Linked DNA regions of Homo sapiens: region 1 is linked to region 2. A link is an interaction called in ENCODE POLR2A ChIA-PET data of the cell type or tissue named here. Cell type or tissue: PC-3. All regions are shown on one strand. Links, peaks and the distances in the headings refer to the core of each region. The heading gives the core; the rest is flanking DNA. Region 1 overlaps GPR160 (G protein-coupled receptor 160). Region 2 overlaps SEC62 (SEC62 preprotein translocation factor).

Region 1 (12,250 bases), core at 2,305-10,304, 58 kb before region 2:
TCCTCCAGATCCGTAAAATGTTCTTGAAAACAAATCAGGTTACACTGACACAATTCATTTTTCTATAAAGCTACCATGAATTTTTACTCAATGCCTTATGTTTGCTTGTAAATTAGTATTCTGGTGATGTATATTTTCACATAAACTTCCCTTACAATGTGACTGTATTTTATTGACTGCAAATTCTACACATATATTCACCTCGTCATCATTTTGGTGGGAACAGATAAGTAATACAAGTATAAGGTTCAGAATTAAAGAGAAAGGAGTTGCATACCTTGTACTAGTCATTCAGGTACTGAGTTTTAAGAACAACATCAACAAATAGAAAATATATCTTAAAAAAAATCAACAATATAGGAATGGGATTAATAAGAGCAACAAAGGATTATAAGAACAGTTGTTCAGATACTTATGGGCTGACCGCTTAGCAAACATGCTCACAGAAGAGGTTTAAAAAGAGTTTTTAAGGCCGGGCGCAGTGGCTCACGCCTGTAATCCCAGCACTTTGGGAGGCCGAGATGGGCGGATCACGAAGTGAGGAGATCGAGACCATCCTGGCTAACACGGTGAAACCCCGCCTCTACTAAAAATACAAAAAATTAGACAGGCGTTGTGGCAGACACCTGCAGTCCCAGCTACTCAGGAGGCTGAGGCAGGAGAATGGCGTGAACCCGGGAGGCGGAGCTTACAGTGAGCCGGGATCGCGCCACTGCACTCCAGCCTGGGGGACAGAGCGAGACTCCGTCTCAAAAAAAAAAAAAGTTTTTAAAAGAACATCTGAACTAGAGATTGCCTCCTGGTTCTCAATGATTATCATGTCCTTTAGTCTTGCTTTCTTCATCAAAATAAACGGCCTAAGCATACAATGATCTGGAAAGTAGCAATCAGAAATCTGTGCTCAATAGTCCCTGAGACCCCACTCTCCATCCCGGGCTTCTGAATGTGGCTCCTTGTATGACTCAACCACCAGAGAGGTTATGACATTCTTCATGCTTAGTTGTTCATGGTTTCTGAAACCACGGTTATTCATCATTGCTGAGAAACTGAACCAGAACAACCACCTAAGGGAGATCCTTTTTTCACCATCACATTGTCAGGTGTGATGTCAGGACCCAATCAGCCGGGGTCCAGTTCTCCTATAAGTCTTTGGTAACAGTATCCCAGACCTACGCCAGCTTGCCCCACTACCATTCTACCTGTTTTGTTTCCATTCTCAGGATTCAGAAATATAACATACACATCTCCTAAGAACGACTTTATATCCATACAGTAGAATATTATTCAGTCTTAAAAGGAAATGAAATCCTGGCCGGGCACGGTGGCTTATGCCTATAATCCCAATACTTTGGGAGGCCAAGGCAGATGGGTCACCTGTGGTCAGGAGTTCGAGACCAGCCTGGCCAACATGGTGAAACCCTGTCTCTACTAAAAATACAAAAAGTAGCTGGGCATGGTAGCAGATGGCGGTAATCCCAGCTACTAGGGAGGCTGAGGCAGGAGAATCACTTGAATTTGGGAGGCAGAGGTTGCAGTGAGCCAAGATCGGGCCACTGCATTCCACCCCGGGTGACAGAGCAAGACTTCGTCTCAAAAAAAAAAAAAAGAAAAGAAATTCTGATACATGCTGAAGGTGGAAGAACCCGTAAGACATTACACTAAGTGAATAAGCAGACAGAAGATGACAAATATCATATGATCCCATATATATGAGGTACCTAGAATAATCAAATTCATAGACAAAAAGTAAACAGTAGCCAGGAGCTAGGAGAAGGGAAGAATGAGGAGTTACTGTTTAATGGGTGCAGGTTTTCAGCACAGGATGAAAAAGTTCTGAAGATGCGTAGATAGCAGTATCAGTTGCTCAACAATGTGAATGTACTTAGTGCCATTGACCTGTACACTTAAAAATGGTTAAGATGGTAAATTTTAGGTATATTTTACTATAATGATTTGACCTGAGCAGCTCAGTCCTTCTATTCTGCCAGAAGGTGGTGATGTTTTCTTAGCCCCTGCTGTCTGCTTCAATGTCAGGCAAAAGCAATTTTGAAGAGACAGTTTTCTGGATACCTCTGGGACCTCAGGGCCTTTGAACTTGTGCTTCAGAAGACCATTCTGCCTGGGATGGTCTTCTTTCTTATACTCATGTAGCTTGCTCCCTCAACTGCCTGAAGTCTTCACTTAAATGATACTTTTTTTTTTTTAAGCATGAGACTAATAATGATGAGAGTTTAAGATAAGTTTGTTGGGCAGGCAGGGCTCTCAAGCCAAATAACTCTACACACACATACACACACACACACACAAACGCTGCTTTTTAGTTTATAAAATATTTTATGGAAATTGTCTGATTCAAATTGTCTAAATCATGTTCCTGAACTAATATTCCATGCACAAATGCCAAGATATTCAAGTGTTAAAGCTGAGTAATTAAAAAAAAAAACAAAAAACCAAAATGGGTAACTGTGGTCTTTTCCCTAATTTGAGGTGAAGAGAAAGTGCCAACAGATGAAAAATAAATATATTCACATTACTGAATACAGAAAACAAGCATATGACCATCTTGAGAGATGCAGAAAAATCTTTGGAAAAAATTCAACAACCATTCATGATAAAAACCTCTCAGCAAAGTAGGAAACTGATGGTTTCCTCAACCTGATAAGGAACATCTATGAAAAATCTATAGCTATCATTATACTTAAGTGTGAAAGACTGACCACTTTACCCCTAAAATTGGAAACAAGGTAAGGATATCTGTCCTTACTACATCTACTCAACATTTTAGGATATCCTAGCCCATTCAGTAAGGCGAGAAAATAAAAGAAAGGCATACAGACTAGAAAGGATAAGATAAAACTATTTGTAGATGGCATTTATGTATATTGATAATCCTAAGGTACTTACAAAAAATCTACTGGAATTAATAAATGAATTTAGTTAAGATCACAGGTCAATTTTTAAAACCACATTGCTATATATAGCAACAAAATTCAAAAATGAAGGAAAATATATCATTTCCAATAGACTCAAAAACATAAAATAAGAATAAATTTGTATAAATATTTATAAAATGTCAATGCTAAAAGCTACAAAACACTGCCAAAAAAACCTAAAGACCTTAACAGAGATATGCCATGTTCATGGATAAGAAGATTAATATTATTAACATGTCAATCCTCCCCAGATTAGTTGATTCAATGTAGTTCTGATCAAAATCCAACCAGGCCTTTTTCTTTTTTAAAGATATTCACAAGCTGATGCTAAAATATATATGAAAATACAAAGGGTTAGAATAGCCAATAACAAAGTTGGACGACTTACACTACCTGATTTCAAGACTTATAAATTATAGAACTCAAGACAATGAGCTTAAGAGTTCAAACCAGTCCACTTGATTTATAAGAAAGTACCAATGCAATTCAATGGAGGAAAGGAAAGTCTTTTCAACACACTGTGCTGGACTAACTGGATAACCGTATGAAAAAAAAAGGACCTTAACTCCACTTCACACCATTAACAGAAATTAACTCAGGAGAGATCACAAGCATAGCTATAAAAGGTAAGACTCTACAAGGAAAACAAAGGAGAATATGTTTGCAACCTTAGAGTAAAGAATTCTCAAGCAAAACACAAAAAGCACCAAATAGAAAAAAAATTGATAAAGTGAACTCATTAAAATTAGATTCTTCTGTTCATCATAAGAAAATGAAAAGGCAATTACAGACTGGGAGAAAATGCTTACAACACATCTATCTAACAAAAGACTTGTGCCCAGACTACCAGACCACATATATAAAGAGTGCCTACAAATGAATAACAAAAAGTCAAACTACTCAAACAAAAATGGGCAAAATACTTAAAAAGACACTCCAAAAAGAATATGTACAAATGGCCAATAGCAAACAAAAAGGTACTCAACATCATTAGTTATCAGGATAAAGCTAATTAAAATGACAATGACATACAATTTCACATCCATCAGAATGACTAAAATCAGAAAGACCAACAATACCAAATATTGGAAAAGATGTAGAGTAACGAGAACTCCTATACGCTGCTGTTTGAGGTGTAAAATGGTGTATCCCCTTGGAAAATAGTGTGGCATTTCAACATAGGCTTATCCTATGATCCAGTACTTCTACTACTAGATATTTACCTAGGAGTAATTAAAACAGGTCGGCCAAGTGCAGAGGCTCACGCCTATAATCCCAGTACTTTGGAAGGCCAAGGTGGGCGGATCACTTGAGGTCAGGAGTTCGAGATCAACCTGGTCGACATGGTGAAACCACGTCTCTCCTAAAAATACAAAAATTAGCTGAGCATGGTGGCGTGCACCTGTAATCCCAGCTACTTAGGAGGCTGAGGCAGGGGAATCACTGGAGCCTGGGAGGTGGAGGTTGCAGTGAGCCGAGAATGCGCCACTGCACTCCAGCCTGGGTGACAGAGTGAGACTCCATCTCAAAAACATAACAAAACATGTCCACAAGACTTGTATAAGGTTCAGCAAGTACTTATTAGATATAAGATTAAAAACACAAACCATAAAAGAAATCAACAACTTAGGCTTCATCAAAATTTAAAACTTTTTTTTTCTTTAAAAGGCACCATTAGGGAAAAAGTCATGGGTCTGGGGAAAATATTTTCAAACTATTTATTTGTTTTTTATTTTTTTATTTTTTGAGACAGAGTTTCGTTCTCTCTCCCAAGCTGGAGTGCAGTGGTACGATCCTGGGTCACTGCAACCTCCGCCTCCCAGGTTCAAGTAATTCTTGTGCCTCAGCCTCCTGAGTAGCTGGGATTACAGGCGCATGCCACCGCGCCCAGCTAATTTTTGTATTTTTAGTAGAGGCGGGGTTTCGCCATGTTGGCCAGGCTGATCTTGAACTCCTGATCTCAGGTGATCTGCTGGCCTTGGCCTCCCAAAGTGCTGAGATTACAGGTGTGAGCCACTGCACCCAGCCCCAAACCATATATTTGATAAAGAATTTGCATCCAGATATATACCTTAAAATTCTTGAACCTCAATAAGAGGATGGTGAGAAATAATCCAGTTTTAAAATGGGGCAAAAGATGTAACTAGACGTGTCATCAAAGATGATATAGATCTATATTGATATCAATATAGATCAAATATCCAATAAAAAAGAAGACATATAAGTAACTAATAAGCACATGAAAAGGAACTCAACAGCATTAGTCATTAGGGAAATGCAAATTAAAACTGCCAATGAGACACCATTATATACCCTTTGGAATATCTATAATAAGAACGACTAACAATTTCAAATGTTGGCAAGAATGTAGAGAATCCTCATACACTGTTAGTGGGACTCTAACATTGCACAGCCGCTTTTGGAAAATAGTTTGGCAGTTTCTTAAAAAGTTAAACATAAACTTACCACATGACTCCGCAATTATACCCCTACAAATCTACTCAAGAGAAATACAAATAAGGTCCATACTAACACTTGTAGATAGCAACATTACCTCGTTTATAGCAACATTATTCATAATAGCCAAGCCCTGGGAACAATTCAAATGTTCATCAACTGGTGAGTGGATAAATAAAATGCAGTACATTTATAAAACTGTATGCTACTCAGCAATACAAAGGAACAAACTACTGATACATGCTGCAACATGGATGAACCTCAAAAATGTTGTGCTAAGTGAGAGATGCCTGACACATAAAACTACATATCCCAAGATTCCTCTTATTTGAAATTTCCCAGACAAGGCAAGAGACAGAAAGAAGTTCAATGGCTATCTGGGGCTACAGGTGGGAACTGATTGTATACTGGCAGAGAGACCAGCCTGACCAACAAAAAAATTAGGTGGGCGTGGTGGTGCATGCCTGTAATCCCAGCTGCTTGGGAGGCTGAGGCAGGAGAATTACTTGAACCTGGCAGGTGGAGGTTATGGTGAGCAGATTGCACCATTGTACTCCAGCCTGGACAACAAGAGCAAAACTCCGTCTCAAAAAAAAAAAAAAATTAGCTAAGCATGGTGGCAGGTGCCTGTAATCCCAGCTACCCGGGAGGCCAAGGCAGGAGAATCACTTGAACCTGGGAGGTGGAGGTTGCAGTGAGCTGAGATCGCACCAGTGCACTCCAGCCTGGGCAACAAGAGCGAAACTCCATCTCAACAACAACAAAAAAAAAAAGAAGAAGAAGTAAATTAGGCGGGCATGGTGGCAGGCACCTGTAATCCCAGCTACTCGAGAGGCTGAGGCAGGAGAATCACTTAAACCTGGGAGGTGGAGGTTGCAGTGAGCCGAGAACGCACCATTGCACTCCAGCCTGGTCAACAAGAGTGAAACTCAGTGTCAAAAAAAAAAAAAAGGAATTGTCTGAGTGTACCTTTTAGAATAAAGTTTACTTAATATCAGGTTCCTGGTCTGCTGGTGAGAGGAAAAAAGTATTAGAGAACCCAACAGTCTCAGACTCGTGAAGCAAAAACAAGCTTGGCAGCAATCAGGTCCGGCACATTCCAGACTCACCAAGTAGTCATTTCAGGCCTCCACCACCTGCTCCAGCTCCCAAGCCACTGGAAGACGGGTGCCGGGAGGAAAGGCTAAACTTTGTGGACACACCCTGAGGAAGGCTGCTGCCTGGTCAGTGACATCTACTGTGACTCAGGACTCAGGCCAGGAGGAAAGGAGCACCACCACCACAGGCAGCTTGCCCATCCTTCCGTCACTTCCTTTCCATTCCCCCAGGTCCCCTTAGAGTGACCCTCAGAGTTGGCTCTACACCAGCCCTGGAGGCGTGATGCGAATGAGGCATGACCCTGCTCCCTGGAGTCTGTCTACAGACCACACTACCCAGTGTCTGGGAGGGCACCATGTCAGGGCACTTTGTATACTCCTGCGGCATTTTAAGGAGGGTTTAAAACGTTCATGCCTTTTGACCCAGTGTCTGCACTCTGGTAACTTGTCATAAGGAAATAATCTGGGTTGAGGGAAATAATTACTGCGGAAGCAGTTCACTTTGGCATACTTATAATAGCCCACAGTATACCCTCCCCAGTCCCCAAAAGAATCAAAACAACTTAATGTCTAACAATAGGGAATGAGTCAAATGAATTATCAGACAGTCATAAGATGGATTACCACCTGCAGCCATGAAAGATAAACTTGAGAGAAAAACTAAATAACAGGAAAATGCTGACAATATAATGTTAAATGACAGATACAAGATAAAGCTGTGTGTAGCAGGGCTTCTCATAGGGGGATGAGATGAGATCCTGCTGATCCCTGAACCGGTGTTACTGAGGGGAGCCTGCTCTTGTCCTTACACGGTCTTACGTTAAGGGAGACAGGAGGGTGCAAACCAGTGGTAGACACAGTGGTACATCCCAGTATCAGGGAAATAGGAAAAATGTACGTATATTCACAGATCAGAGGTAATTAATGCCAGCCCACCGTGACTGGTAAGGTGGTGGCCTCAGGGACTAAGACTTCCGAAACTTGAATATAGATCTTGTTAAAAGACAGATTCTGATTCAATGTCTGGGGCAGGCCTGAGCTTTTGCATTTCTAACAAGCTCCCAGGTGATGCCATGCTGCCAGCCGACAGGCCACGCATGGAGCAAGCCTGAAGAGGACATTTGTCCTGGAGGGGGAGAACCCGGCGACACAAACAGCAACTGGTTGGTGAGAATAGAGGTACATGTTTACTTTTTACACTGTCCTGTATCTTCCACAATACAAATCTGTTGCTTTTGTGATAAGAAAGAAAACTTTCCAATGTTGAAAACCTTTGACTCAGTACTTATTTTTACAGGAATCCATCTCAAATAATGTGAAATGGGATCCAAGGTTTATGTGCATTCAAATTGGAATGATGTACAACATCAAAAAATGAGCAACAACTTAGTTCTCTAATATTTTAAAAGAATGGCTAAAAAAGCCTAAAATAGCATGCAGTCATTAAAAACATTTATAAAGACATAGGGGAATACAATGATTTTTTATTTAAAAAAAATTTTTTAATAGCTTTAGGTGTACAAGTGGGTTTTGGTTACATAGATGAACTGTACAGTGGTAAAGTCTAGGATTTTAGAGTACTCATCACCCAGGTAGTGTACATTGTACCTAATAGGTTGTTTTTCATCCCTCATCCCCTTCCCATCCTGCCCTTCTGAGTCTCCATAGTCCATTATATCACTCTGCATGCCTCTGTGTACCCATAGCTTAGCTTCCACTTACTTACAAGTGAGAACATATGGCATTTCGTTTTCGATTCCTGAGTTACTTCACTTAGAATAATGGCCTTCATGGGCATGGTGGCTCACGCCTGTAATCCCAGCACTTTGGGAGGCCAAGGCGGGTGGATCACCTGAGGTCAGGAGTTCGAGACCAGCCTGGCCAACGTGGTGAAACCCTGTCGCTACAAAAATTACCTGGACATGATGGCTGATGCCTGCAATCCCAGCTACTCGGGAGGCTGAGGTGGGAGAATCGCTTGAACCTGGGAGGTGGAGGTTGCAGTGAGCCGACATTGGGCCACTGCATTCCAGCTTGGGTGACTGAGCAAGACTTCATCTCAAAAAAAAAAAAAAAAAAAAGAATAATGTCCTTCAGTTCCATCCAAGTTGCTGCAAAAGACATTATTTTGTTCTTTTTATAGCTGAGCAGTATTCCATGGTGTGTTGTGTATGTGTATATGTGATGTGTATATATGTATGTGTATATGTGATGTGTATATACATATATCACATATTCTTTATCCACTCATTGGTTGATGGACACTTAGGTTGATTCCATATCTTTGCAATTGTGAATTGTGCTATGATAAACATATGCATGCAGGTGTCTTTTTGATATCGTCATAATGATAAATTTTAATCAAAGTATAGCAACTATGTTAAAATTCTAACATAAAATGAATTGTTTATAAAATGTTAAAATTTTTTAAATTTATAAAAAAACAAAGTAAAACAAAATAAAAAGGAAATATACCCAAATGTCAATGCCTTCAGATCCTTGGATTGTGGGTCATAAAAGACTTTTCCCTTTAAACCTTTCAGAATACAGTAAAGTTGAAGGCAGGCAGGATCAGGAGGCAAGGGCAGCAATGGAAAGTAGCTGAGGCCATAGGAAGAAGAGAAAACCTTGCGGTGAACAGGACAGTGCAGGCTTGGGGGGATGCGGTGAGGGTGTGGCAGGTACAGACTACACACTGAAACACCTGGCTGGAGTGCAGGAGAAGGACGAAGGGTTAGGTGAAGGTAGGATGGACTCTGAAGCTTTGGGTCTGCACCTGGGGCAGGAGGGAGAATCCAAAGCCTACTGCCTCTCTTCCTCCCACTGCCCCCTGCTGAAGGGGACCAGGCAAGGGCTGTCGACAGGGGAGACCTCTGCCCTGCTGCTTGGAGGGGAATCACTGGCCCTCCATTCAGCTTCCCTGGACACCATGGATGCTTTCAGCTTCCCAGCAACACCTTAGCTATCAATCTCTAAAGTGCTTCCTCCTCAGAATTACTTAAGGGCATAAAGAATAAGAACTCATGTTACCTCTCTGATACAGTAAAATGAAGGCCATTCCATGTTCTCATTTCTGGCCTGAACCTGGGTTCACTTCTGTACCTCCTCTCCTGAAACAGGCAGCCAAAGGCAATCGAAACAAATGTAAACAAACAGAAACCTGCATTGCTAGTTTAAAGATCAAACCAGATAGCCCTTTTAGGAACTATAAAATATTAAATAAACATTAGTTAACAGCATCTATATTACTTTTCCAAGTTAAAAAGTAAGCCTCTCAATGTATCTGTTCTATGATTTTACTACTAAGGGGCAAGTCAGGCATTGTACTTTGCTGTGTCTGTGTCAGGATTTCATAAAATGTTGTTAGCCCCTCACAACATTCCTATTAGATATGCTTATCCCCAGGTGACAGAAGAGGCACTGGCTGCCCAGAAGACCTGGCCTTAAACCCCTGCCAGGCGGTGGCATAGCTGAGGCTGGGACTCCTGTGTCCCAGCTAACACTAGCCCGCTCTCTCATAAGGGGTTGGAGTTTGTATCCACATGAATGCTAGGGGATTCCAACTCCTTTCCACAGTCAGTGGAGATTTTAATCCCCGAACAACAAAGCCAAAGCCCTGGCTCAAAGTCACAAGTTGTGGCCCAGTTCTCATCAATTCCAAAGCTGCTGCTGCACCAAACACCCTGTTAGCATTTGTCATGGAGAACATTTCCCTAAGGCCATGTGGGAACCCAGATGGGCAGCCCATGGCTCACTCCACGAACAGAGGTCAGAGCTCAGATGCATTTCTTCCCTGTGGTCTTTCTTCTAACATTATGTGGGGGAAATTCTCCCCAGTAAAAGTGAAAGTAAAGGAAGCAGGGCTCTAACAACAACAATAATAATAGCTAACTCACAATCCATCCTACTCCATGCCAGGCACTGTTACAAGCACTTGACGTGCCACTGAATCCTCACCGCCCTATGATGTAGGTATTATTATTACTTCTAGCTTACATAGGGGAAACTGAGGTACAAAGAGGTTTTAAAAAATGAGTCAAGGTCACACAGGTGGTGGAAGAACCAGAAATGAAACCCAGGGATCTGGCTGAGTCCATACTCAAGACTGCTTGGCCTCTCCCTGTTTGCTCTGGCTAATAACCAATTAACCCACTCTTCCTTGACAAGGGGGTTAATCATCACCTGAGGGAGCACACAGCCACAAACCTGAATCGCAGAGTTCTCCAGAAAGGATCCCATCAAGCCGCTGGTCTGGCATTCACAAAACATGTCAGCCTCTGAACTCACTTCTTTTTTTTTCTTTCTTTTTTTATTTTTTATTTTTTTTGAGACAGAATCTTGCTCTGTCGCCCAGGCTAGAGTGCAGTGGCGTGATCTCGGCTCACTGCAACCTCCACCTCCTGGTTCAAGCGAGTCTCCTCCCGAGTAGCTGGGACTACAGGCGAGTGCCACCACCCCTGGCTAATTGGTTTTTTTTTTTTTTTTTTTTTTTTTTTTTTTTTTTTTTTGTATTTTTAGTAGAGACAGGGTTTCACCGTGTTAGCCAGGATGGTCTCGATTTCCTGACCTCACTATCCACCCACCTCGGCCTCCCAAAGTGCTGGGATTACAGGTGTGAGCCACCATGCTCGGCCTGAACTCACTTCTTTTGGCCAAAACAAGCTGTTCCACTTGGAGCCCTTGTTTATTCCATGTCCGTTTACACACACACCTAGACTGACAACTCGAGTGACAAAGGCCCACAACAGCACCTGACATTTCCTGAAAGCCACCCAACAAGGTTCACTTTTGTGCCATTTCCTCTTTTCATTCTCCTCCACGGCACACGTACATGGGAAGAAAATGCAGAACTCAGGGGAAGGAAACAAAGATCTAAAGAGAAACTTCAACTGTCATGAAACTCCAGCTATTCACAGAAGCGAGAATGTTTGCCCCGTGACCCTTAACCGAAAGTTTCAAGGCAAGGAAATTAAGCCACCCTTGGACTTGCATCACAGAAACCCCTTAAGGCTGGACTATGCGGGTGCCTCAGCTCCTCATCCCTGCAGAGCTTTCTTGGGGGGCTGTGCCTAAGCAGTGTATAGAAGTGGACTTGTCATCAGCAGGAGAGTGGTAGGCAGAGAAGGATGGGGGAGAGGGGCCCTTTGCAAGTCCTAGGAACCCCTCAGAGTGGCTGGGGTCCAGCTCAGAGCAGCTACAGTGAGCTGATGCACAACTTCAGGATCCACATGGGTCCCCTGCTTAAAGGGGAAGGGTTAAAGGCCTTTTTGGTGCCCCATCCCTGCAGGACACCCTGGGGAACCGCCAAGGTGCACAAGACCCACCTGCCTACTCACAAAGACCCAATGGTGTGGGAGTTTGGAGCCATTCCTTTTCCCTACTGAGGCCTGCCCACACCTACTCCATTCTTGTCAAACTGCAGGGGGTAGCGAACAAGTTCCTTATAAGTGAGAAAATAGGCAGCATGGGAGAAAAATGACAACGCGGCTTGTATTCGTCTGACAGAGAAGCACTGAGACTAAACACAAGACTCTCATTTCCTCAAAGGAATATGCTCTTTCCCATTTTTCTCTTCTCTTTTTTTTTTTTTTTGAGATGGAGTTTCGCTCTTCTTCCCCAGGCTGGAGTGCAATGGCGTGATCTCGGCTCACCGCAACCTCCGCCCCCTGAGTTCAAGTGATTCTCCAGCCTCAGTCTCCCAAGTAGCTGGGATTACAGGCATACACCACCACGCCAGGCTAATTTTGTATTTTTAGTAGAGAC
Region 2 (12,250 bases), core at 3,727-11,726:
AAGGTATTTTAGTGTCACTGTTCATACTTACTGTGTGCAACTCAGTCATCTTTCAGTTCCCAGTGACAGAAATCTCATTCAAAATAACTGAGAAAAAATGATGAATCTGTTGGCTCATGCAACTGAAAAGCCCAGGGATGGCTTTAGGCCAGGCTAGATCTGGGAGTTCAAAGATGGCATTAAGGCCTTGTCTTCCTGATCCACCCTTGGTTCTGTTTTTTTCATGTTGGTTCTATTTCTAGACAGGCTCCATTCATGTGAAGGCAGCATAGCCATTGGTTTCTTCAGGTCCACATGGTCCTTGGAATTCAAGACCCCTGAGTAAATGAGAAGACTTCAATTGGCCTGGTGTGAACTGAGTGCTCATCCTTGAGGCCAGTCACCGTGGAATGGAATGAGGAGCACCACAGAAGGGAAAGGAATATTTTCTAAAGGAAGGGATTCTGGTCAAACAATGACTTGCCACCTGTATCCCTCTCTAAACGTTTCTCTTTTCCAGCTGCACCTTAACTAGTTTCAGTTTCAGGGGATGCCATGCTCACTCTGCTGTCTTATTTTTGCACATCTTGCTGCAGTGGCCCAAAATTCCCCTAGTCTTTACTTGGCTAATACCCACTCATTCTTCAAGATCTAGCTCATGATACTTCTATGGGATGCCTTTCCTGACCTTCCTAATCTGGGCTGGGTATTCACTTATGTGATCTCATAAGCACGTCACAGATACTTTTGACATTACACAACACCATTGCCACTGTTTGCATGAATACTTGTCTCTCTTACTAAACTAGCTTTTTGAGTTTTGTGATTGCACAATGCTTAGCACATAGTAATCACTCCACAAATGTTTGCTGAATGACTGAAAGATAATCTTAGTGTTGGTAAGATCCTGTTTTGCTTCTCCCATTTAAAAGATGCTTCAGGCTGGACATGGCAGGTCACATCTGTAATCCACAACTTTGGGAGGCCAAGGCAAGAGGATCATTTGAGCCCAGGAGTTCAAAGCCGACATGGACAACGTAGGGAGACCCCATCTTTATGAAAATTATAAAATTAGCTGGGTGTGGTAGCATGCAATTGTAGTCCCAGCTACTTGGGAGGCTGAGGTGGGAGGATCACTTGAGCCCAGGAGGTCAAGGCTGCAGTGAGCCGTGATTGTACCACTGTACTCCAGCCTGAGTGACAGAGCAAGGAGACCCCCATCTCAAAATAAATAAATACATAAAATAAATAGAAGTTGCTACAAAAATCTTGACTTTTTATTTAGGAGTAAGATATAATCTATCAAAACAAAACATCACATAACACATGTAACTTACTAAATTTGTGACATGAAATGTGAATAATATTAAAATTGAATTATGCGAAGTATCATTGGCCTTTGAATAAGTTATAGTCCTATTTGAAACATTGGTGGATCTGATTAGCTAGGGCAGGGGTTCTTAACCTACAATTCACAGACCTCTAAGGGATTCACGGATAGAATTCAGAAGATACATGAACTTGGATGGGAAAAATTAACTTTAATTTCACTAGCCTAAAACTAAAATTTAGTATTTCCTTCAATGACGAGTGCAGACAACAATCCACAGTTGTACTAGCAGTAACTTTGTCAACAGAAATCAGGTATTTTCATGTTACATCACAGTTGTTGCAGATATCTAATATATGTTTTATGCTACTTCAACATCATAGCAGTTATTACATCCACTCGTAGATCTGGCTATTAAATGCACACCTATAACTACCACATCATAAATTATTTGGTAGCTTACACTTCAGTGTAATTCGTTTCCCTTGTAACCCCATGCATTTCCTTTTCTGCATTTAAAAACATTATTCTGGCCAGGCATGGTGGCTCATGCCTGTAATCCCAGCACTTTGGGAGGCCGAGGCAGGTGGATCACCTGATGTCAGGAGTTCAAGATCAGTCTCGCCAACACGGTGAAACCCTGTCTCTACTAAAAAATACAAAAATTAGCTGGGTGTGGTGGCATGTGCCTGTAATCCCAGCTACTTGGGAGGCTGAGGCAGGAGGATCACTTGAACCTCAGGAGGCGGAGGTTGCAGTGAGCTGAGATTTCGCCACTGCACTCCAGCCTGGGTGACAGAGTGAGACTCCATCTCAAACAAACAAACAAACAAAAAAAACCCATTATTCTGAGGAGTCCATGACACAAAAAAGTTAAAGTGATCTAGGAAATCATTGAAAATGAAATAAGACCAAAGTGTGATGATATGACCCCCTTGAAATTTAACTTATCTTTCCCTCTTTCTGTCATGCTAAGAAGAGATCATAGGCCTTTTGGACAATCCTAAAACTATAAACCTCAGAAAATATGTCCTCTCTCAGACTGAAATTTCGTCTGATTGGAAAAGCCATGCAATTAAAGTATCAAAGGATCTCTGTGCTAGGTTGGACAAATGAAATAAACGCATTGGGACCTACTCAGAAACTCACAACTAACTGCTTTAGCCATTGGTTTAAGGGCTTGCCAAAGAAGGCAAATTTAAATTAATCTCCTTGTGTAGTTATCTGCATGACATTCACTAGAACAGGATTTTAGTTATCAAAATGCTTACAACATGCTGTATAAAGTTATGAGATCTTTTCTAATGTTTGGTGATAAGGATCTGACAAAGAGGTCAATTCCTCATTGGAATTTTTGTTCCCTAGGAATTTCTCCTTGGTATTGGTCTTGATTCCAATAAGAAACAGATGGTTCTTTACATGAAGATATTATGAGGAGATAAGTATAGGTATAGGCTACCCAAAGAGGAAGCACAGTAGCTTCTGCAACTCCAGGCTAGTAGCAGCAGAACTGACATCATCCTTGGCCAGAAAGGAAGAGTGCAGGGACTGGCAACCTGGAAAGCAGGGAAGGAGTTTGGGAGAAGTGACCTTTGGCTGCTAAGGCAGCCCCCCAACCCCAGGAGAAGAGCCGAGAATAGGCACCCTACCATCCTCTGATCTCTGGCCAGGACACTCCTTGGCCAAACCCACTCAGAAGCCAGGAGGCATAGGAGCCCACTGCTGTGGTCCATTCGGGTCAGCTTTGTGGGCAAGAGCAGAGTGGAGCTGGAGGGGAAAACAAGAGATATCCAGCACATGTAGCAATTTGCTGCCGTAGCACTTAACACACTATTTAATGGTGCAAGAGAATTGTATTTTTATTCATGGTTGTGCCTAGTAAAATTCTGGTACATGGTAAGTGCTCAGTATTACTGAGTGAATGAGCAAAGACCTGAAATACTGTGGAAACAGTAAAAGCAAATTACCACACAATTAGGAGGAATTATTTTCAGACATAGGATATTTAAAACATCACTCAAATACTGGAGCATGATTCAGCAATAAATTCTATTCCATAAACCAGGTAGATAAATGTCACAGCTTTAAAATATAGTTAAGTACAGTTGATCCTCGTTATTCATGGATTCCGTATTTGTGAATTTGCCTAACCTAAAATTTTGTGGTACAGCAAAAAACTTGCTGTACACATATTCTGAGCTGAGGTTGAACAAGGCCATGTTCCAGCTTTCATACTATAAACGTGTCCTTTTTACGCTAATGCCATGGTTTTTGCATTTCTGTTCTTTTTTTGATTTCACTGTTTAAAATGGCCCCCAAGCATAGTGCTAAGGGCAAAAAGCTGTTCCTAAGGGTAAAAAGGCTGTTGTGTGCCTTATGAAGCTTATGTGTCAGATAAGCTTCATTCAGGCATGAGTTACAGTGTTGTTGGTCATGACTTCAATGTTAATGAATCGATTATATTAAATAAGGTGTCTTTACAACAGAAATTTACATGTTGACTGCTTGATGAAAATGTGACCAGTGGCTTGCAGAAATCTAGCCTTGTATTTCCCCTAGGTTCTATATTTGCTAATTCAGTGTTCGCAGTGACTTTATAGAACGTAACTACCTTGAATAATGAGAATCAACCATACTTGCTGTTTTCCAGTTCCTAATAGATTTAAAAAAAAAATTCAATTTACAAAAGACACAAGATGACTTTTCTTGTCAGCAGCTAACTGATCCTCATGATGTAAAACCAGAAAGAGGGGGGAAACACCAAAATTCATCACCACTGCATAATTTCAATGTGATATATTAAAATTTATTACTTCCTGAATAGTATTCAACTAAATCTATATTATTTCAATTAAAGTTACCTAGGCCATATGGTTTGAAAATTGAAAAATCCAGTAAGAGGGAAAAGGAAAAATACCTTATTTAATACATTGACTTTAAGAACAATCACATATGCATTATTCTTACTATCTGAACTTAGCCTCTGGTAAATTCAATCCTGCTTAGTTAGGCCAATTGATACCCTCTACAATAAGCCCTACATGATCAAAAAGCTTCATGCTTTCTACTTACAGCAGCATAGCAAATCTGAAGTTCTTAAAAAAAAATCGCCATTCTATTAACAATTATAAACGATTTTCCATGCTCTGGTACAAGAATATTTAATGTTAGCCAAGAAAGATAGCCATCTATTCCACTGAGGATTGTAATAGAGGCAGCCTTTTGATTTTTATATTTGTTTAAAGTACACAACTTGAATAGTAAAATAGAAACTGAGCTGAAATTTCTAATTCACTTTCTAACCATAGTAAGAATGATATTTCCCCCCAGGGATCACCAAATATTTATAAAAATTTGTACTAACATTCTGTAAGAATCCACACACATCAGTAAGAAGCTGACCTTCCTGTTGGCCATGCTCCAAATGTCTTTAAGACTAGACAAATTACATATATTATAAAAAATTTCAGGATGAATATTGAGTGCCTGGGTATTATCACAGTAATAGTAAAGGTTAATGAAATAATTTTTATTTCTGAAAAACACCATGTTTATACCCCAAAATAGGTATCAATGTTACTGGTGATAAACTCAGAAGTGATCATTATATATATGCTTACTGTGGAAATGAAGTAGTAGAGCTCTGCAAATGGGACGGGAAAATACCCAGGCACTTCATCAATGAACATTTATTTGCTAAAAAGAAACTATTAAAGTGATTGCAGCCTTGACATAGTTGCATTAACATCAAATAGCCACATTTATGTCCACTTACAGGGACTACTATAAAGAAGCAATCAAGCCAAGTTTAATAAAATGTGTCGATACAGAAAACATATTTTTCACAATTAGAAAAATTTAACATCTTTAATTCAAACACTTAGATGAGAAACAGCCTAAAGCAAAGACTGACATACACTACCTATTTCAACCACAAAGCAAGATGCTCTCACTGTGACTGAAGAAAAATCATTTAATATTCATTATTAGTTAGTATAACTCCAAGGAATGATTATGCTCATAAGTAAACAAGAGTTTCCAAAGACTTGTAACTAAGATGTATAAGACGTAAAGTCAAACTGCAAAACTAGTTCAAAGCAATTAGAGTCCAATAGTTCTCTTATGTTTTCTTTCATTATCTTTATTTTAAATTTGATATTTTAGAATAGGAAATTATCTTTCACAGCAATGCCTCCTGGTCTGATAATACAGTATCTCATTTCTGAATGTAAAGATTTAAAATAAATCAAAATGAACATTAAGGCGTACAAAGCTACTTTAAGTCTGCTCTTAAGATCAGTTTTTGCTCATATTCAAAATACATGGAATGTTGGCACAAAACTGAAGCTGCTGTAGAAAGATCACAGATGTTCTGTGGGTTACTCAAACTTCCATTTCTCTAAAAACATACCCTTACATGGTCTTAATTTTATGAATTTAAGTGTTGAGAAATATCTAAATAATAAGTAACAATTAAAATAAAATGTTTTATTTGTAAATTATGTACAGAATACACTTTACGTTACGCCAATGAAATGGGGAGGGAGGAGGGAGAGCCATCACCTTCCAACAAATGCTGTTCACTTTCTCTGCTGGAGACGACCATCTTTCTCTCAGTCAGACGTACAAATCAGTGTGGATTTCCTACATTGGAAAAATAATTTAGCTAAACCAGAAGTGTTGCTGCATTGTTACTAGTTGGCTTGTTTCCACAAAATAGTTTTGAACTCTGCTAACTCAGAATCTTAAAAGAAATCTCCTGGTATAATTTTATAATGAAAAATAAAAACTATCAAGGACAATGAGTTTACACATCTTAAAGAAACTGTGAAATGGCTACATAACTATGCATAATGTGAAATGTTGGAGTTTCTTTGTTCCTTTTAAAGTTATTTTTGATTAGTCTAACAGTAAAAAGCCATAAAACTATCAAAAATTGCCATTAATGTAAATTTAACTGTGGAAAGTACATCTTTGATAACTGTCAAAATGAATGAGACCTACTTACTGTAAAATTATCAAATGGATAAAACATATTAATGGCTTTAAACTGTACCAATAATAGTGCCAATATTCTATAAAATGAAGGACCGAATATAACTGCTTGAATGTCAAATACATTTCAGTAGATAGATTTAAAGAATGCTACAAATGCCATGTGTTCAATATGGTAATCAGCCAACATAGAAAATCCAACCTCTTGTACTTATTCATTCAGTCCCAAAATTAGTCAGATTATGATTTTTCATGTGAAGATTTAGGTGTTTCTCCATCATTTTCCTCTTCCTCATCCTCTTCACAATCCCCATCTGTTTGCTGTTCCAGTTCCTCTTTTGTTATCATTTCAAAATCATTTCCATTTCCACTACTGTGCTGGGATCGATCATCTTCCCTCCTGTCACTGTCCGTGTCTGAATGCCGTTCTCCCCCCGAGCCTTCTGTTCCATGATTTCCTGGTCCTACTTTCCCCTCCTCATCTTCCTTTTTCTCACTGTCTGACTTTTCCTCACTGTCGGACTTCTGTTGCTTTTTGGTTTCAGACTTCTCATCTTTCTTTAAGTCTGCTTTTGGTCCTTTGTATTCATGTGTGTACAGAGGCCTGAAGGAGTCAATGAAGCCCACATCAGCAGTCAGATTTGGCAAGAACCAAAAGTGGTGCCTTCCTCCAGTTATGAGCCAAATGATGAGAAATAGAATGCATCGAGCTGTGGGGAGAAAAATTTCTCTAATTGAGTAATTCAAACACTGCCTCAGAAGGGAGTATTTGTTAATAAAAAGCTGGGAAAACAGTTTTATTATCTGCACATTTCATACACCTTAAATATTAATATTTAAATCCTGATTAGTGCTGGGCGTGGTGGCTAAACCTCTAATCCAAGCTACTTGGGAGGATCACTTGAGCCCAGGAGCTCGAGGCTGCAGTGAGCTATAATTACACCACTGCATGCCTGAAAACAAAAAATTCCTGACTAGTTTAGCAGCTATCACGGTATTCTAGGGGCACAGAATGTTGCTCTGAACTTGAGGTCACAATGCAATAATGTCACTGAAAAAAATTACTTCTTTTTTCCATCTGGGTGTACACTTACATGGATATACACTTCTGATTTATGTACTTTGTGATATTATGCTTCAATACACATAGCAATCAGTTGGGAATTTAAGTATTCATAAGATCATGGTGTAGGAAAAGAATAAAATAAAGAGATGAAAGGTGTTTAGGAAGGAAGCCTTTAAGAAGGAAAAGCAGGGCTGCATCATACTTCCCAAGGCCCTAGGCCCTTTTGCCTTTGTAAGGCACTTACTCCACAAAAACTATTAAATATTATATTTTCTATACATTTATGACTATATTTTCTGTACATCTGTATAAACACGAATAAAATACTGTATAGGTTTGCTATTACATACATGTATATACATTACTACTTCTGATTTAAAAGAAATAAAAATGAAAATATTTCTGTGGACCCCTATATGTATCTTGGTCCAAGGCACACGTTTACTATGCCTAAAGGATAAATTAGCCCTGGATAAGGAACCCCAGTATTAGAAAGTTTCCATCTTTTAATCCTTGTTTTCTTATTTATTTATTGAGGACAAGGTCTTGCTCTGTCACCCAGGCTGGAGTGCAGTGGCACAATCATGACTCGCTGCAGCCTCAACCTCCTGGGCTCAAGCAATCCTCCCACCTCAGCCTCCAAGTAGCAGGTACGTGCCACCATGCTCCGCTAATTTTTGTATTTTTTGTAGAGATGGGGTCTTGCCAAGTTGCCCAGTCTGGTCTTGAACTCCTGGGCTCAAACTCCCAAAGTGCAGGGATTACAGGTCTATATCTATCATTTATTTATCTAATCTCTCTCTCTCTATCTATCCTCCCTCTCTCTCTACCTATCTACCTACTTTGATAGACAGGTTCTTGCTATGTTGTCCAGGCCAGTCTTAAACTCCTGGCTTTATGTGATCCTCTCACCTCAGCCTCCCGAGTAGTTGGGATCGCAGTTGTGAGTCACTGAACCTGACCTTTTTGTTTTATTAGTTAGGTAAACTATGTAATTTTTGCTTAAAGACCAATCCTCTCAATATTAGGAAAAATACAATGTTAATGAAAGCAAGATCACTTAAATACATAAGGTTTACTCTTTTATAACACTGTATTATGAAAAAACTGTAGAAAAATGGAATTTGAATTTTAAAATTTGTAGTAATGAGTTATCACAAACCCCAATATTTAGTTTTCTCTGAATTTACCAATTATGTAGAGCTGAGTGATTTTTTCCTGTTTTTTAAAAGGTCATGATGATTATGTGAATGTTACAGACTAATCAATTATGACAGGAGTTTTGGTTTTTGTTTTCTTTAGACAATTCTGTCACTGTTTTCATATAAAGCCTGAAATAAGCTAATCTATGTGTCTTCCATTATTTTGCTTTGTATAAATGGAAGAAAATCGTTATAGCTGTCTTGACTTTTAAAAATAGCAATTTTTATTTTCACAAGAATATAAATATTCTGAAAGACTCCTGTACACATTAGAATCTTTCGTGGTATAAACGGAAAAGGTAAATATGCTTAAAATTATGATTTAAGAATAAATTCCACTGATAAACAGAGATAATGAATTTAAGGAGGCTGTACATTTTTTTCTCCAATTATGATGCAATGATAGGTTTTACAGGATTGTAAGACAGATGATTCATAATATGAAATCTTGTATCAAACCAAAGAAAAAGCAATATAGAAATGGCACTAACCTAATTTCTTATCACATACAAATGGTATGGCAAAATGTTCATGTTTTACAGTTTTTCGCTATGTGGCACTAGATTACCGAGAGTGAAAAGGGAAGAATTATGGGGAAGCTGTGACATGTACTATAATAACATTCCTATGCTAAAAGCGACAGATTTTAGAAAACTGCCAAAGGTTTTATTTTAAATGGCATTATTAATAATGCATATTCAAAGAAACACCAGATATAATTGTGACCAATACATAATATTTCAAGACCCTGACTTTAAAAAAAAAAATTAGCTAGGCATGGCAACATGCTCCTATAGTCCCAGCTATTCAGGAGGCTAAGGTGGGAGGGCTGCTTGAGCCCAGGAGTTTGAGGGTACAGTGAGCTATGATTCTGCCATGGTACTTTACCCTGGGCAACAGAGCAAGACCCTGTCTCCAAAAAATGAATATATATAAAAATATATTTCATATAAATATGAGATATCATATAATATATATGACATATCATATGATATATATTATATGATATATATGATATATAATATTATGATATATCATATATCTATATATCATATATATTCATATATAATATACATGATATATATTATATGCGATATACATAATATATATAAAGACTTCAAAGAATAATATAAAAGAAATATCTAATTATTTGAAAGTATATTTGGAATTGCATTTTCTAAGAGAATCAAAATAAAATGTTGGGTTTGTTTCCTGGTATAATTCAGAAGACTATTTGGTTCATAATGCATATTTAAATCCACAGCATATTTACAATGAAAATTTATTTAAAGAGACTACTGAAGAAACAATATTTTAAACAGCAAAACTACATAATAACCATAAACTATTGTGAACACTGGTTTAATTTAAAAATAAGCAAGTAGAATAATTCTATTCAGTGGAGCTAAACCTTTGCTAAAAATTTCCAAGGAGTTTCTAAATTTCAGGAATTTGAAAGGCAAAAAGCACCAATTTTATTATGTCTAATGTCAGATCAAAGTTTATGACTTTTCCTTCTTGATGCAGGTATTACACTGACACTAAATTCAAACAGGCTTAGATATTGTTTCTTGGCCTACAAATGTGCCCGTGTTCCATGCAAAACCAGCAGGGGATTTTTCTGCTGCCAGAGGTTACCAAATCAGAGGAAGGAGGCTGGGCGTGGTGGTTCACGCCTGTAATCCCAACACTTTGGGAGGCCAAGGAGGGCAGATCACCTGAGGTCAGGAGTTCGAGACTAGCCTGGGCAGAGTGATACCCTATCTCCCCCACAAAAAGCCAGGCATGATGAAATGCACCAGTACTCCTAGCTACTTGGGAGGCTGAGGCAGGAGGATTGCTTAAGCCCAGGAATTCAAGGCTGCAGTGAGCTATGATCTCACCACTGCACTTCAGCTTGGGTGACAGAGCAAGACCCTGCCTCTAAACAAATAATCTATGAAAGACCCCAATCATCCAGAAATGCGGAAAATTCATTTACTTATGTTTTCCTATTTGATTTTTAAAACATTAACTCCTTATTGCATCTAGTATTTTGGTACTTGGGTGAAAATTATTGATTTTTCCCAAAATGGCAAATCAATTGTTTAGAATCATTTATTAAATATATGCATAGATTATTTAGATGTTGCATTTGTTCTAAGTCAAAATTAAAAAATGTTTTACTGAAAGTATTATGTCTAATAAATGATCTACCACTGCAAAAATATTAAACGCCTCTGCCATAACTAATTTTTAAAGCACATCTATTTGCAGATTAAGATATAATAATGTATGGTATATTTCAAAATAAGTAAATTTCAAATGTCTCACAATAAATGATAGGCAAGAAAGGTGATCAATATGCTAATTATGTTAATTAGCTTGATTTAAACATTCCACATTGTACACATACACCAAAACATCACATTGTACCCCATAAATGTATACAATTATGATCTGTCAATAAAAAATAATCTTATTAAAAAATTTTTTTAAAGATGTATTAAATCCTTTTTCTGCAGACAGAACACATCTTACCAAGCCTGAGTTTTGAGATTTGACTCAGAAAGTAGTACCATATATTTCTTGATTTACCTCCATTAATTTTTCTTAAGCTTTACTGAAGCTCCAAATTACAGTCCAACTGCTCAATACCAACCTTCTTGAGGTCAATTTTATAATAACAATACTTACCAACAGCAAGGAGAAGAATACTGGCTACAAAACAGCCTGCACCCACACTGAGGTAATAAACACCTACTCTCATTTCTGCTGGCCAAAGGGGGAAGAGGGTGGCCGCTATTACTGCAATCACTGGAACAAGAAATGACAAAAGTTAAATTTTAGAATAAAAACTTAAATGGTATGGCTGCACTAACAGAAACATATCCCTGGGGGAAAAACTGAGAAACATAAACACAGTGAAATATAAAATTGCCATTTTTATAGGTAAAAAATGGTCAATTATGAGCAATTTCATATTGTTCAACCTAACATTTTATACTATTCTTAAACTAGTTTTTATTAGTGTAAATTACATATAATTAGAAAAAAATGCTATGTAGAAATTCAAAACTGTTGCCTCCTTAATTTATCAACTGCCCCCTTTTTCAAGCTATATCTACTTTATTTAAAAAATACTAAGATATTTGCCTACTAAGTAAGGGAGCTAAAAGAAACAACAGAACAACAAAGCCAACAAAAAATGATTTCCAAGACCCCTCTCTGGAGATTCTTCTTCTGGGGTGGAGCTCTGACATCCACAGACTGAAAGATTCCCCAGGTGATTTCTGCTACAGATGTATTTTTTGGTGCTTAGGGAAACTGTTTACAAGTGTCTCCAGTTTTTTTGCAAGTAAAGTGGGGACACAAGAAAGAATTATAAGAAATTAGAAGCCTGGTTATTAGGTCTTTAGAATAAGACCAGGATTAAAATTCTAGCTCCATCACTTATAAGCTATGTAACCCTGGGCAAGTTACTTAACTCTTTTGAGGCTAAGTTACCTTATATTTAATAAGTCTCTTCCTATTCTTCAAAGGTTGTTGTGAGGATGAAATGATATATTGTACGCAAAATATCTAGCAAAGTGACTAGTACTCTTATTATAAAAGAGTTATTTTGCTTTTTGTTTTCTGAAACAGAGTCTTACTCTGTCACCCAGGCTGCAGTACAGTGGCATGATCTTGGCTCACGAC

The links. ChIA-PET counts read pairs that join two places held together with the same protein. Peaks named below come from ENCODE experiments on the same cell type or tissue, not always from the same donor. Only the 100,000 strongest peaks of a DNase experiment are listed, where the experiment ranks them.
Region 1: POLR2A ChIA-PET joins it to region 2 with 12 read pairs; 8 of 35 experiments call an interaction of 5 or more read pairs at or near these places.

The regions. Positions count from the first base shown.
Region 1 is chr3:170,044,154-170,056,403 of GRCh38, reverse strand. The region is part of intron 2 of GPR160 (G protein-coupled receptor 160); the gene reads right to left. It overlaps LOC124909455 (a long non-coding RNA gene), which reads left to right. Exons shown (of 3, transcript XR_007096156.1): 3 at 7,546-8,967. Among named protein-coding and RNA genes, the nearest start is that of GPR160, 12 kb to the right of the region's middle. RefSeq lists enhancers at 94-593, 734-783, 814-873, 10,068-10,227, 10,188-10,688 and 2 more. In PC-3, for the core only: no CTCF peak of the experiment used is centred there; a DNase peak (open chromatin) is centred at 6,593; H3K4me3 peaks cover 1,240 bases; H3K27ac peaks cover 3,059 bases.
Region 2 is chr3:169,987,358-169,999,607 of GRCh38, reverse strand. It overlaps SEC62 (SEC62 preprotein translocation factor), which reads right to left. Exons shown (of 8, transcript NM_003262.4): 7 at 11,249-11,368; 8 at 1,235-7,014. The coding sequence ends at 6,545. Among named protein-coding and RNA genes, the nearest start is that of SEC62, 27 kb to the right of the region's middle. In PC-3, for the core only: no CTCF peak of the experiment used is centred there; no DNase peak of the experiment used is centred there.